Linked DNA regions of Homo sapiens: all the other regions are linked to region 2. Evidence: chromatin contacts called from ENCODE Hi-C or POLR2A ChIA-PET data. All regions are on one chromosome and are shown on one strand. The core of a region is the stretch at or near the end of the contact, and the rest is flanking DNA. Distances in the headings are between cores, read along the strand shown.

Region 1 (3,186 bases), core at 447-2,946, 840 kb after region 2:
GCAAAGCAAGATACAGAACTCTACATCCTATATGAAAAAATTTACATGATCCAACCCCGTATTTGTAAGTATCTGCATGCCAGTGACACTATAGACCCAACTCTCAACAATAGCTACCTCTGGGAGTGGGTTTTTTTAAAGTAATGTGAGCTTATTGTAAATAAATAACTGAATAAGTACACTTCTTTGTACTTCTCTGAACCACATGCAATGGGCCAGATAGTACATATTTTCAGCTTTGTGGACTACGCTGTCTCTGTCTCAGCTACTCAAGGCTGGTATGGGCTAAAGCAGACCTAGAGACTATGTAAATGAACAGACGTGGTCCTGTGCCAATAAAGCTTAGGGAGTAAGTGGAGAATGTTTACTTTTTACCTGATACCAAGATTGGCAGCCCATAGGTGAAACCTGGCCCACTACCTGTTTTTTGTAAATAAAGCTTTATTGGAACAGAACCATGTCTGTTCATTTACATAGTCTCTAGGTCTGCTTTAGCCCATACGTAGCTGAGACAGAGACAGCATAGTCCACAAGGCTGAAAATATGTACTATCTGGCCCATTACATGTGATTCAGAGAAGTACAAACAAGTGTACTTACTCAGTTATTCATTTATTTATTTACGATGAGCTCACACTACTTAAAAAAAAAAACTTTTAGAAGTTGTCTGCTCAGACAGTGGCAGGGGATGCCTGGACAATCATCAACAATCTTCCTAGAAGCAGGTGGGAACTTGGGAGTTTTTAGGATGAGACAAGAAAAGCTCCATAGGCATGGGAAAGGGAAGTTGTTTAAAAACAAAGTGAAATAAAGGTTTGAGCAAAAATCTTTTGAATATCTACTCAATCCCCACACACCCTGCCTCCCTGTAATGGCTTTAATATTCCAAAAGACTTTGAAAGATAGCTTTGGTTTGTACAGCAAGCAGAGAAGTAGTTCAAGAGGCAGCCTGGGGGAGGTGCAGAGGGGATAGAGAAGCACTGAGCTGCTCTGAGGTCTACTTTTGCCTTACTAACCAATGGGCTGTGTGTTCCTAGGAAAATCACTCAGGTTTTCTGGGTCTCAGTGTCCTCAACTCTCAGAGGTTTAGACTAGATTAAATCTGTGGAACTTTCCTGCTAATGATATTTCTGGGAGTCCTAAGCAGGTATCACCTTGAACACAGAAAAGGAGGTAGAGAAGAGATCTTCCTGGTTGGTGCAAGGCCAGGTCCGGGAACCAGCCGGCCAGGTTGCAGCCTTTTTTCCCCGCCCAGCACATGTTGGGTGTGAGCGAGTGCAGATTAGGCAAGGCCCCAATTATCCCTCGGCTGGGAGAGGCAAGTGTGAACAATGAATCAGTCAGAAACTCCTTTCCAATATCCTCATCACACAGACAGTTAAATTGCAAACCACAAGACATATTTATTAATGAGTACATCCAAGGCCATCAGGCCATTTAAGAAGTTGTATTAAAAGGGCAAAAATCCCTCCAATCTTGCTCAGGGATGGTTAAAGGGTTCAGGGGTCCCTGCTCTTTGTGATGGATAGAGGAGCCAAATGACACATCAGGGTTCGCCCACAGATCCCTCATACATGCCATGGTTGAGCACTTCTCACTGGTCCTACCCCCAGTGCTGAGGGCCTTTTGAGTTTTTGACATCCATAAATAACCTGTGGGTACTACCTCCCTGCTTAGCTCACCACCAACCCAGGAAAAAAGGAACCAGCTGGGTTACCCCCAAACCTGGGTGAAACTGGATTATGTGCCAAGGAAAGCTTTGACGGACCAGTCTGGCAAGGCTGCAGCCTCTGCCCTGTTGGAGCTGTCATCTGGAGTTGTCCTGTGCTGGAAAATTCAAGCTGTAAGACAACAAGGGACTCCATCCCTAGAGGCCAGCACAGGCTTCAGGCTCATGCCTGAAGACTCCCACTGCAGAGGGTACACCCTCAGCTGCTGAAGCCTCTGGGCAGGGCCATAGTAAACAGTCTCCACCTCAACTCTCTATAGACAGAAGTCTTAATCATTTTAGAATTGGCTCCATGGAGTCACAGCTCCAAGCCAGCTTACAGCATTACATTTATATGTCGACAAGGGCTTCTGATCTTGGCCTTCTGTTCTGCAGTGGAACATCCTGGGGCCAATCAACCTCACAAACACCGGTGTCAAGGCAGGTGATGAACAGCACTTGGTTATATTAAAAATGTAGAAGAACTCTGTCAGGTTTAAAATTCTTAGGCATTTTCCTAGTCTTTTCTGCTTGAAATTGCTACCTACAGTTGTCATGGTGGTTTCCTTGGTGTAAGTTTCATATTCTAGGGGAAATCAGTGCCATCGTGGGAGCTAAAAAAAGGAGAACTCATTCCCAGGGCTGCCAATTGTAACCCTGGATTAAAGTGCCATGTGACTCAGCAGCTGCTTAACTTTTGACTAATAGATTTGTTTACATAAGAAGAATGAGAGGGTTTAAGCAATCAATGACGTCCTATCGGTTAAAAAAAGAAAAAAAAGAAAGAAAGAAAAATGACGTAGGCTGGGTGTGGTGCTTCATGCCTGTAATCCCAGCACTTCAGGAGGCCAAGGCAGGAGGACCACTTGAGGCCAGGAGTTAAGAGAGCAGCCTGGGCAACATAGTGAGACCCTGTCTCTAAAAAATAATAATAAAAAAAAATTAGCTGGGCATGATGGCATGCACCTGTAGTCCCGGGACTCAGGAGACTGAGGCAGGGAATCTCTGGAGCCCAGGAGTTTGAGGCTGCAGTAAGTTATGACTGTGCCACTGTGCTCCAGTCTGGACAACAGAGTGAGACCCTGTTTCTAAAAAAACAATAAAAATAAGTGACTTAAGATACAGCAGCTAGTTATCCTTAGAGATGTCACTGGATTATGAACTGATAGGCTCATGTTTATGTTTATAAATAGTATAAATAATATGTATAAGCTCAAATAATAGGGATGAGAAGGGAGGAGGTGAGGTCTTAGGTTTCATTCATTTGGCAAAAGCCTGTGATGAACCTGTGGGTCAGGCACTGGACACCTGATGAGGAGGAAAGAAAGGCTGTATAATCTGCGCTACCAAGAAGAAATCTGTATTCAATTCCTGGCCCTGCAGTAATCATCTGTACGCCTTTCGGCAACTGCTCTGGGCCTCAGTTTACTTACTTGCAAAACAAAGATGAGAGTCATACTCAAGCCATAGAGTTGATGA
Region 2 (3,217 bases), core at 61-2,560:
ACGTGTGTGTGTGTGTGTGTGTGTGTGTGTGTGTGTGTGTGTTGTGGGGTCAGGGTGAACTAGGTGCGTGTGTGTGTATGAATCCGTGTGTGTGGTGGGTTTCATGAACTAGAATCTGTGTGTTTGTGTGTGGGTGTGTTGGGTCGGGGTGAACTTGAATCCGTGTGTGTGTGTGTTGTGGGGTCAGGGTAAACTGGAATGCGTGTGTGTGTGTGTTGTGGGGTCAGGGTGAACTGGAATGCCTGTGTATGTCTTTTGTGGGGTCAGGGTGAACTGGAATGCCTGTGTATGTCTTTTGTGGGGTCAGGGTGAACGGGAATCCGTGTGTGTGTGTGTTTGGTCAGGGTGAACTGGATAACTGGAATCCGTGTGTGTGTGTGTGTGTTTTGTGGGGTCAGGGTGAACTGGAATCCGTGTGTCCGTGTGTGTGTGTGTGTGTGTGTGTGTGTGTGCGTATGCTGTGGGGTTGGGGTGAACTAGAATCCGTGGAAGTGCTCAGTCTCTCCCGTGTTTGACTGACTCCCGGCCGCATACCCAGTCCCTGACACACGGGGGCGCACAACAAATATTTCCCGAAAGATCCAGGAGCAGCATCTCCACCAGCAAGCTGGGCTGCTGGGTGGGTACTTCCTTCAAAGCTGAGGGAGCGTCCTACGCCCACGCGCGCAGGAGGGCGCCCCCCGCAAAGCAACGTCTAGGAGACCACAGTGGATGCCACAGCGGGCCCGAAGCGGATCAGCCTTGTGGGGTACGCATGCTAATGTAGGCGTGGAGTCCCCCAGGGGGACGCCAGCAGTTCCAGCTGGGATCCAGGTTTCGCTAGGGGAGAGCCTCTGGCTATGGGAAAGGGGTCTCCGAGTTGATGTGAAGGCCCAGGTCGAGGTGTACACTGGGGGCGGGGAAGTGGAGGTGACCACACGAGCGCCCCATCACTGAGCGCCGCCGCGAAATCTGCGCTCTTTGGGTCACTTGGAGCGCGGCCAGTTTGGCAGATTTGTTTTTTTCCCGGAACAACCCGCGGCGGCTCGGCTGTCCCGGGAAACTGCAAACTTTGCTGTGCGCGTTCTCCCGCGCGCGGGCTCAACTTTGTAGAGCGAGGGGCCAACTTGGCAGAGCGCGCGGCCAGCTTTGCAGAGAGCGCCCTCCAGGGACTATGCGTGCGGGGACACGGGTCGCTTTGGGCTCTTCCACCCCTGCGGAGCGCACTACCCCGAGCCAGGGGCGGTGCAAGCCCCGCCCGGCCCTACCCAGGGCGGCTCCTCCCTCCGCAGCGCCGAGACTTTTAGTTTCGCTTTCGCTAAAGGGGCCCCAGACCCTTGCTGCGGAGCGACGGAGAGAGACTGTGCCAGTCCCAGCCGCCCTACCGCCGTGGGAACGGTAACTGCAGCCCCCACCTCGGCCGGCGCCTCTCCAGCCCGCCGGCCGTGCGCGCCTTGCCTCCCTCCTTCCTGCCGGCTTCCTAGTTCCCCCCTGCGCCCCCAGCGTGGTCTAGGGGAGCCTGGTTGAGTGGGACTGAGTGGCCCCGACGGCCTGCGCTGAAACTTTGGGAAGAGGGCCCGTTCCGCTCTCTCCATCGCTTGCCTTGCTCAGCTTGTCCTCCCTTCCCTCCTAGCCGGGGGGCTAGGGGACACCTCGTACTATTCGAGATTTAGGAGAGGAGGGCTCGTGATCTGGCACAGCGGCTAACAGCGAGGGCTCCTTTGCCTGCGTTCCGGTCCCCACCCCTTGCCTGCCGGCGGTGGGACCTCAACCCTCTCTCTGTTAAATGGGAACCACGGTGATCCCCGCAGACTGTTGGCGGGGATGGACAGAGTTGATTATGGTACGCGTTTCGCGGCAGTGGCTCTGTCAAGTCTGAGTACACTGGAGCTGAGCGTCCTTGCTGCAGGGCTCTTAGAGGGACCTTGAGGAGGTGGAAACCAGGCAGGAGACATTTAGACGTGTGGAGTGTTAGGCTCCAGGTGACAGCTTTGCGGTTTATGGAGCAGTAAAATTACTTGTGGGTGATTGTGGGTGTATCATTTCCAGATCTTTATTCTTGAACTTCTGGGCTCCTGGGCTAGTTGACGTGGCCCTCCCTGTTGTCTCAACTTACAGGCTATTTCCTCCTTTTGGGTCTCGCCGGCCTGACCTTCACCCTTGGTACCGCCATTGCCTAGATTCACAGTCCACCTTCTGCCACCTGTAAACTGTGTGGCTTTGGACAGGTTACTTAACGTCTCTGAAGAAGCTAAAGTTTCTGCAATAGCAAAGTAAAGGCCCTGGTCTAGCAGTGCCATGAGCCTTGGGTGACGCAGCGGAGCGCTTGAGTGCCCAGCAGAGCCTCCCTTTCCCCCTCCCAGCTGCTAGAGGCAAGAGGGGGAGGTTTTCAGGTCTTCTCTGTGTGCCCTTTAGGAAGATTTTTATTTGGGCAAGAAGTGAGTCACAAATTGTATGATGTCACTTTTCAGGGGAAGCAGCTGCAGTCCATTTCCCCCTTCATGAAAGTAAAAAGTTCAGACAATAGCTGGGCAGTGACTTCTTACCCAGCTGTGTACCAGTTGCCCCAACATGTGGGCTCCTGTTCAACATGTTTAGAAATAATCACTACAGGAACTTTTTTTCAGTCTCTACAAAATCTTTTTAAAATATGGATGTGGTTTTTAAATATCGGCAAAGGTTGACAGTTGCATATTATCTTAGTCTCGTGGGCAGTGGTGATAATGGGAATATTTCTTGACTATTTAGATTGTGCCACCTAGCATTTTACATGCATTGTTTCATTCATCCTCCCAACCACCTGTGACATAGGTACTGTTGTTTTCCCATTTTACAGATGAGGAAACTGAGGCTTAGAGAGGTCGAGCACTTTTTCTGAGGTCCCATGGCTAATATGTGGAAGAACTGATTCAGCCCCAGATCTCAGGGTTCTCAACCACCCTCTTGGGTCTCCTTGGTTCTGCTGTTTGGACAGCAGTTTATTGAAGGGGCTGAAGGATTTGAAAATACATTTAAGTTAGATTTATAAAGAAAAATGGATTTGGTGCCTGCCATGTACCTGACATTTTTCTATGATTAAAAAAATGATTAAGATGAGGTCTCAGTCTGCAAACAGTGACAATCTTGGTGGCTAATAGTAAGAATAAGAGTTACAGTGACTAACCAAGACTTACTATGTGCCTATCATTGTTAGTGCTTTGAGTGTCTCATGTATTAATTTATTTAAAGAGAAGTTAGA
Region 3 (3,271 bases), core at 752-3,251, 820 kb after region 2:
AAGACTACACTGTGGCTAGCATGAAACTCTATGAACAACTGACAATTTGCTTATTTAGGTGAGTTTTACAAAGTACCTGCCTACACATTTGAAGTGCAAAAAATTGTTTGCCTTTAATAGTGCTGGTTAAATCAGACATCTGTAGTTATTATTGCTATTTAGTTAATCTCTAAATTGAAGTATGAACTTTAGCATACAAACCAGGATTCTGGGGAAATAACATCTACTCTAATGCAAAATTTAGTGTAAGTCACAACATTTTTTATGAAACCCTTTGTCTGGAAGAGCAGAAAAGAGTTCCGAATTCTTTGTGGACATGAGGTACAGGGAAAGGGCTACAAGCTTTGGAATCAGGAAGTCTGAGAATCATACCTCAATTTACCATCCATAGGGCCTCAAATATGTCACTATTTAACATCTCCAAGCCTCAGGACACACATCTCAAAAATGCAAAGGGCCGGGCTAGACAATTTCAAGTCCTCTTCAGCTGTAAAATTCTATGTTTCGGTGTGAAATCCCATACCCTCTACAAGCTCACATAGTAGTGCTAACAGAAGAGCAATTTTGGTAGAGAAAGAACATTCTTGATGGCAGAAAAATGGAGTTTAACCAATGATTCCTCCGTGTCTGTTACCCAGGAGAAATTCTAATGCCCTAAGCCCTGAGCCCATGTAATATGCTCCTGGGAACAGAAAAAGAGAATTGTAATTCTAGAACCCATCCTTGGACAGAAAATCTGCTCATCTGATAACCTGCTTAGCTCCTGGACTGCTGACAGTCCCTTTTAGTTTCTTTCCTTTACCGCCTCCATTTCTCTAGGAGTGCTCTACTTGTGGCATGAGCCCAGGAGATGGGAAGATGGCCCTGAAGTTCAACCTTAATCCACTTATAACTTATGTTCTGCCTACTTTCAAAAAGGACTGGCTGATTCTTATCAGAGAAGGACATGATTTTAAAACAATTGATCAAGAACCTTAAAATTCAAAAGACCCAAGCTCAGGCAAACATGTTTGTTGTGATGTGAGCTTCTTAGCAGATGAGGGCAAAAGAGGAACTGATAGGCTGCCAAAGTCTCACTGTTTGAAAAAATGGCCACACACACTTGTCACTACAGAAGGTAGGTTTCCTGATTCTAAGTTAATAACAGTCATTGTGGGCTGAAGTTCTATAAGGTCTTGCTTTGTGTAAGGCTTTGTATCAAGACTTTAAATGATTCACAACAACCCTATGAGGTAGGTCGGTGCTATTTTCCAGTCTTGTTCTACAAGCAAGGAAACTAAATTGTTTTACCCAAACCCACCAGTGCTTCCAGAAGACAGAGCTAGGGGTAGAACCCAGGTAGCTGACTCAAGGTCCACACGTTAACCCTGTTAAACTACCTCCTAAAAGCACCAAAGGAATTCTCATACAGGGACCCTCAGTTATGGGACAGAAAAACATCTTCCACAGGAATTTCACTGATGATAGGAAGTATTTAAGTAGTTGTTTCTCATATAGACCCTTGAGAAATACCAAAGACGTAGCACTGAAAGATCACTAAATGAAGTCACTTCCATAGAGGAAGTTAAACTATCGAGGACTATGTGTGTAGTTTTGTTTCTTGTTTTATCTTAAAAGATCTAACTTGATTCAGAGATGGTGCTTAGAATCCCCAAAGGAATAAGCAAATTGTTTTCCAGTCCCTAAGACTCTCCCAAACACAGCTCTGGTGGATGGTGATTTCAGACTAAGGATATACAAACACCTAGAGGCTGGTGGGTTGCTTTAGATCAGGAGTTTTCTAACATTATTGCGCATAAGCAACACCCAAGAAGCCTTTTAAAAATGGGTTCGATGGCCTTAAGGTGGGACCCAGATATGAGTGTCTTTATTTTATAAGCACTGAAATGAGTCTATGCAGATCACCATGAGATGGGAAAACACTGGTCTGGGTGGTACCAAAACCACAAACCTGAGGGTGGATGAAGAGATGAGGAAGCCAAAGGGAGTAACAGAGATGTGCTGCTTACGTGGCAGGTGCATGGGCGGAAGGGAGAGGCAGAATCACGCAAGTTCCCTGTTATGCTCCTGCAGAAAGGCAGTGCAGAGGCTGACTCAGCTTTTTTGCGTCTACTGGTTTTTTCACCCTCAACTGGGAGAGGCTTCCAATGCAACTGGACTGGCTTGATCTCTAAGCTAAACACTCACCTGTTCCAGGAGGCTTTTCTCCTGATGCAGCATCATGAACAGGCAGGATAATGAGGGCGTGCCTTGGCCGTAAATATGTATCCTGGGCAAAGGTGAATAAATCAGTCTGCCCAGGCAGCTTTCACAAAGCCTAGAGGGCTCTATACAAGTCTGTGCAAAGCCAATCTGCACAAATGAGAACATCCTGTAGCCCTACAGCCTTACTAACTGCGAGGCTTCTGAGCTCACAAACACTGCTTTAAACACGTGTGCTATGTCAGAGGAAGGGTCAGCAGCTTATCCTTCTGAGTAAGGGTGCATAAACTAGTTTAGGGAGAAATAAACCATTATACTCTAACTTTCATCATAGAGTAGAAAGACATGGGCTTTGGGAGCAAGAGAACCCAGGGCCTAAATTCTAGACTGAAAATTGGACTTTGGGCACTTTTCTGGACTCATTTCTTCACCTGTAAAAACTAGTATAAGAAAACCTACTATGGCCAAAGTGCGATGGTTTGTGCCTGTAACCCCAGCAGATCACTTGAGCCCAGGAGTTTGAGACCAGCCTGGGCAACATGGAGAAACCCCATCTCTACAAACAACACAAACATTAGCTGGGCATGGTGGTACTTGCCTATAGTCTCAGCAGCTGGGGAGGCTGCGGTGGGAGGATCACTTGAGCCCAGAGGTTGAGGCTGCAGTGAGACATGATTGCACCACTGCACTCCAGCCCAGGTGACAGAGGAAGACCTTGTGTCGAAAGAAAAAAAAAAAAAAAAAAGAAAGAGAAGGGAAGGGAAAGGAAGGGAAAGGAAGGGAAGGGAAGGGAAGGGAAGGGAAGGGAAGGGAAGGGAAGGGAAGGGAAGGGAAGGGAGCCTACTACGTAGGATTGTTATGAAAGTTAAATAAACAAAGGCAAGTTGGTAGCAAAGTAACTGGTGCCAATCAAAGCAGGTGAGCTTTCTTCCTCTCTTTCCCACTAGGTTATAAATTCCCTTAAAGAATTGGGCCACACCTGTATCTTCATAACTCTACACCTCCATGCTTCCCACAAGAAGGTGTTCTAGAAGTGTCCAGTGAATTAATATGCCAACAGAAACCTCTA
Region 4 (3,249 bases), core at 396-2,895, 860 kb after region 2:
TACTTAAATTTAGGGTTGGAGATATGAGACTAACCCCCTTATAAATTTGGGAGTCCTTACTTGATTACACCCACCATGAGCTGCCTTCATTTTGAAACTAGCTGTTGCTGTTGATAATAACAACCATTTTGTTGCTGTTTCTTTTCTTTATGAGGCTAGCAGGTAACCACCTGTACCCTGGAAAGGATGTCTGCTGGAGTGAGAGCTGTCCTAGGGCTATCTACCAAAGATGGGAAGAAATGCATTCCAAAGAGATGCCCCACTCCCCCATGACATTAGTGACCTAGGTCTGAAGTCTCTTCCAGCTTCCTGTTACCATTAGGCTGTTAGGCAGAAAGAAGGTGGGGGCAGGGGAAGGGGGAGGAGGAGGGGAGAAGGAAGCGGGAGAAGTTTGGAGAAAAGACGGAGAGAGCAAACTGGAGTATCTCACACTAATTTGCCCCTGCACTTCTTAATTAGGAGGCAGGTTGTAAATATCTTCAGAACTCTCCTAAATTTATAAGTTAATCAGCAGAAGCATTTGAAGATGTACCATTTATAGCAAGATCCCCCTAAAAAGAGAATCTTGCTGTCGAAAACAAAACTGAAAACAAGTGATGAGAAATCAAGCTACAATTTGAGTGTATGCTCTATGCTGAGTGTTACGTGCTGGTTTCCAGAAAAAAAGAACCATTGGTTCTGTCTGATCCCTTACAGCCAAGACATGAGAATTCTAGAACTCAGATCCTTAGAGCCGAAGGGACTCCGGGAGGTCTAGCAGCCCAAGTCTTGGAATTACACGTATATTTTCAATTCTTGCACTTAAAGAAAAGAAAACTGAGGCTCAAAGAAGTGGCAAGCCTTGCCCAAGGGGCCCCAGCTGGTGAGTACAGATTCAGATTGGCTGCCACCCAGAGCCTTTTCAACTGAGCCGCTGGTGCTCGGGCCCGTCTCCCCACCCGTTCAAGCTGATGTGATTTTCAGGGCTTACAAGGATTAAGGAATGACAGAGACAGAGAGAACTCGAGGGCTGCTGGAGGTTACATGCTAGTCCCTTTACCTGGGAAATGAAGACAGCCCCAAGAGGCTGAACAACCTGCCCCAAGTCACTCAGGAATGAGTGACACAGCCAGACCTGGAGCGTCTCTTCTCTATCATTGTCCAGTGACCTTTCTCTTTCTCAAAGGTCCCTCAGGTGTCTGGTGGCATCTCTGGTGACACCACACCTAGAGAGGCCTTAGGGTCCTCTTAGGGCTCAGTGAGTGTTAAATTAAAACCACACAGGGTCTGCAGGCCTCGCTGGGATGATACGTGCATGATTTCCCAGGCTTACTCAAGCAGCTTGAATGGTGACCCGATCATCACCAAAAGAGACTCCCTATCAATTCCCTGGAACCTGTGAATGCTAGCTTATTTGGGAGAAGAGTCTTTGCAGATGTAATTAAGCAAAGGATCTTGAGATGGTGAGGTCATCTTGGATTATCTGGGTGGGCCCTGAATCCAATGACAAGTGGCTTTACAGGAAAGAGGCAGAGGGAACTGTAACAGAGAAAAGGAGACAACACGCAAAAGGCGATGTGAAGACAAAGCCAGAGATTGGGAGGCTGCCACAAGTCAAGCAACACACAGAGCCATCGGAAACTGGGAGAGGCGAGGAAAGGCCCTTCACTAGAGCCTTCAGAGACAGCATTGCCTTGCCTGCACCTTGCTTTCAGACGTCTAACCTCAAGAACTGACAGAACTCAGTTTAAGAACTAACCTCAAGAACCTCAAGAACTGTTTAAGCTTGTTGCTTTAAGCCACCACTGCTACAGCTGACACAGAAAACTAATACATTTGTAAAGGGATAAAATAAATTCATCTGTGGATAAAATAAATATAAAAAACCCACAAAACCCCAAGGTTCACAGTATTTACAACAAATCCACCATCACAATATTTCACCACCACCAAGACCCAAGCATGAGAGGCCGAGGGAGGAGTGTGTGGAGACCGTCCTGCTTTGTGTTGGTAACCAAGCCAAACCGACTCACAAGCTGTCACACGTCAGTGTGATAACCCTGCAGGACGTTTTTCTAGCTCACACGCCCATCTAAGGACTACGTCTGCTGGGTGGAGGCTGAACATGGTGCAAACTACTCCCAGACGCCTCAACTCTGAAAGCCCCGCATGGAAAGTCTCCAAGTCTTAGGCCTCACAAAACGGCCTTCACAGAAACCTGAAGCCAATTTGAGAAGAGGTCTCTGCAGCCACAGTGAATGCCAAATGACTCAGGTCTTGAAGCAGAAAACAGAGTAAGCACATGTTTCTTCCAAATGGCATGTTCTTGGATCTAGCTTTATTTTAGATTTTCTTCCCCACAGCTGTTGAGCTAAATCTGAAGGGAATCAACACACACACACACACACACACACTCACACACTCAGACACACACACACACAGAGCCCTTTTCCCTCCCCAGCATGTTTTGGGGGAACACAGCTCCACATGTGGACTAAGAAGACTGCAAACACGGCTGTCACAAATGTGGGGACCACGTTCAGTATTTTCTCGTCTCTCTTTGTACAGCTGGACATCTGGGAAATCATTCTGATGTTCTATTGTTTCTTTTTATGAGGGCCAGGCTTGGTTGCTCATGCCTGTAATCTCAGCACTTTGGGAGGCTGAGGCAGGAGGATTGCCTGAGGCCAGGAGTTAGAGACCAGCCTGGACAATAGAGTGAGACTCCCGTTCTTTACAAAAAATAACAAAATCAGTTGGGTGTGATGGCATGCACCTGTAGTCCCAGCTACTCAGGGGGCTGTGCAGAAAGATAGCTTGAGCCCAGGAGTTCAAAGTTGCAGTGAGGTATGATTGTACCACTGCACTCCAGCCTGGGCAACAGAGCAAAACCTTGTCTCTAAAAAAAAAAAAGAAAGAAAGAAAAAAGAAAAAAAAAAAAGAAAAGAAGAAGATGATGATGAAGAAGGAAGAAAGATGAAAGAAGAAGGAAGAAAGAAGAAATTAGAAGGAAGAAAGGAAGAAGGAGGAGGGAGAAGGGAGGAGGAGGGAAGAGAAGGGAGGAGGACGAGGAGGAGGAGGAAGGAGGAAGAAGAAGAAAAAAGAAAGAGAAAGAAGAAGGAGGAGGAGAAGGAAATTTCCAAGTTGCCCCAACTCAACAGGTTTATTTCAGTCCTCCACAAGAGATCAAACTCAGGAATCCCAAGGGAAATGGCGTCAGGCCCCAATCAGGGCACTTCTGAGAAGAGCTCTCTGGGGAGGGATGAGGGA

What was found. A loop is a pair of places that touch in the nucleus more often than their neighbours do. ChIA-PET counts read pairs that join two places held with the same protein, here RNA polymerase II (POLR2A). Pooled maps may share reads with other maps.
Region 1: a loop to region 2 is called in a map with no recorded cell type, with 3 times the contacts of the local background. The contact joins the enhancer-like site here to the promoter of CASP7 in region 2. A Hi-C loop is called at or near these places in 10 of 37 single-sample maps with no recorded cell type and 11 of 50 pooled maps. POLR2A ChIA-PET finds 5 or more read pairs at or near these places in 2 of 52 experiments (A673 and activated B cell).
Region 3: a map of B cell shows a loop between it and region 2 (5-fold over the local background). The contact joins the enhancer-like site here to the promoter of CASP7 in region 2. A Hi-C loop is called at or near these places in 1 of 168 maps with a recorded cell type or tissue (B cell), 13 of 37 single-sample maps with no recorded cell type and 8 of 50 pooled maps. POLR2A ChIA-PET finds 5 or more read pairs at or near these places in 1 of 52 experiments (activated naive CD4-positive, alpha-beta T cell).
Region 4: a map of naive thymus-derived CD4-positive, alpha-beta T cell shows a loop between it and region 2 (8-fold over the local background). The contact joins the enhancer-like site here to the promoter of CASP7 in region 2. A Hi-C loop is called at or near these places in 1 of 168 maps with a recorded cell type or tissue (naive thymus-derived CD4-positive, alpha-beta T cell), 2 of 37 single-sample maps with no recorded cell type and 11 of 50 pooled maps. POLR2A ChIA-PET finds 5 or more read pairs at or near these places in 2 of 52 experiments (A673 and activated naive CD4-positive, alpha-beta T cell).

What each region holds. Positions count from the first base shown.
Region 1 is chr10:114,518,180-114,521,365 of GRCh38, forward strand. All of the region lies in intron 6 of ABLIM1 (actin binding LIM protein 1), which reads right to left. Among named protein-coding and RNA genes, the nearest start is that of AFAP1L2, 120 kb to the left of the region's middle. RefSeq lists an enhancer at 729-1,248. Within about 2 kb of position 1,697, at least 21 of the 41 ENCODE cell types and tissues checked have a DNase peak (open chromatin) inside an H3K27ac peak, as active enhancers do.
Region 2 is chr10:113,678,602-113,681,818 of GRCh38, forward strand. CASP7 (caspase 7) reads left to right here and starts at 1,311. Exons shown (of 7, transcript NM_001227.5): 1 at 1,311-1,377. RefSeq lists an enhancer at 1,897-2,186.
Region 3 is chr10:114,497,755-114,501,025 of GRCh38, forward strand. The region is part of intron 6 of ABLIM1 (actin binding LIM protein 1); the gene reads right to left. Among named protein-coding and RNA genes, the nearest start is that of AFAP1L2, 95 kb to the left of the region's middle. RefSeq lists an enhancer at 1,488-2,687. Within about 2 kb of position 2,002, at least 12 of the 41 ENCODE cell types and tissues checked have a DNase peak (open chromatin) inside an H3K27ac peak, as active enhancers do; they include B cell, where a contact is called at or near this core.
Region 4 is chr10:114,539,531-114,542,779 of GRCh38, forward strand. All of the region lies in intron 6 of ABLIM1 (actin binding LIM protein 1), which reads right to left. Among named protein-coding and RNA genes, the nearest start is that of ABLIM1, 120 kb to the right of the region's middle. RefSeq lists enhancers at 1,623-1,672, 2,023-2,202. Within about 2 kb of position 1,646, at least 18 of the 41 ENCODE cell types and tissues checked have a DNase peak (open chromatin) inside an H3K27ac peak, as active enhancers do.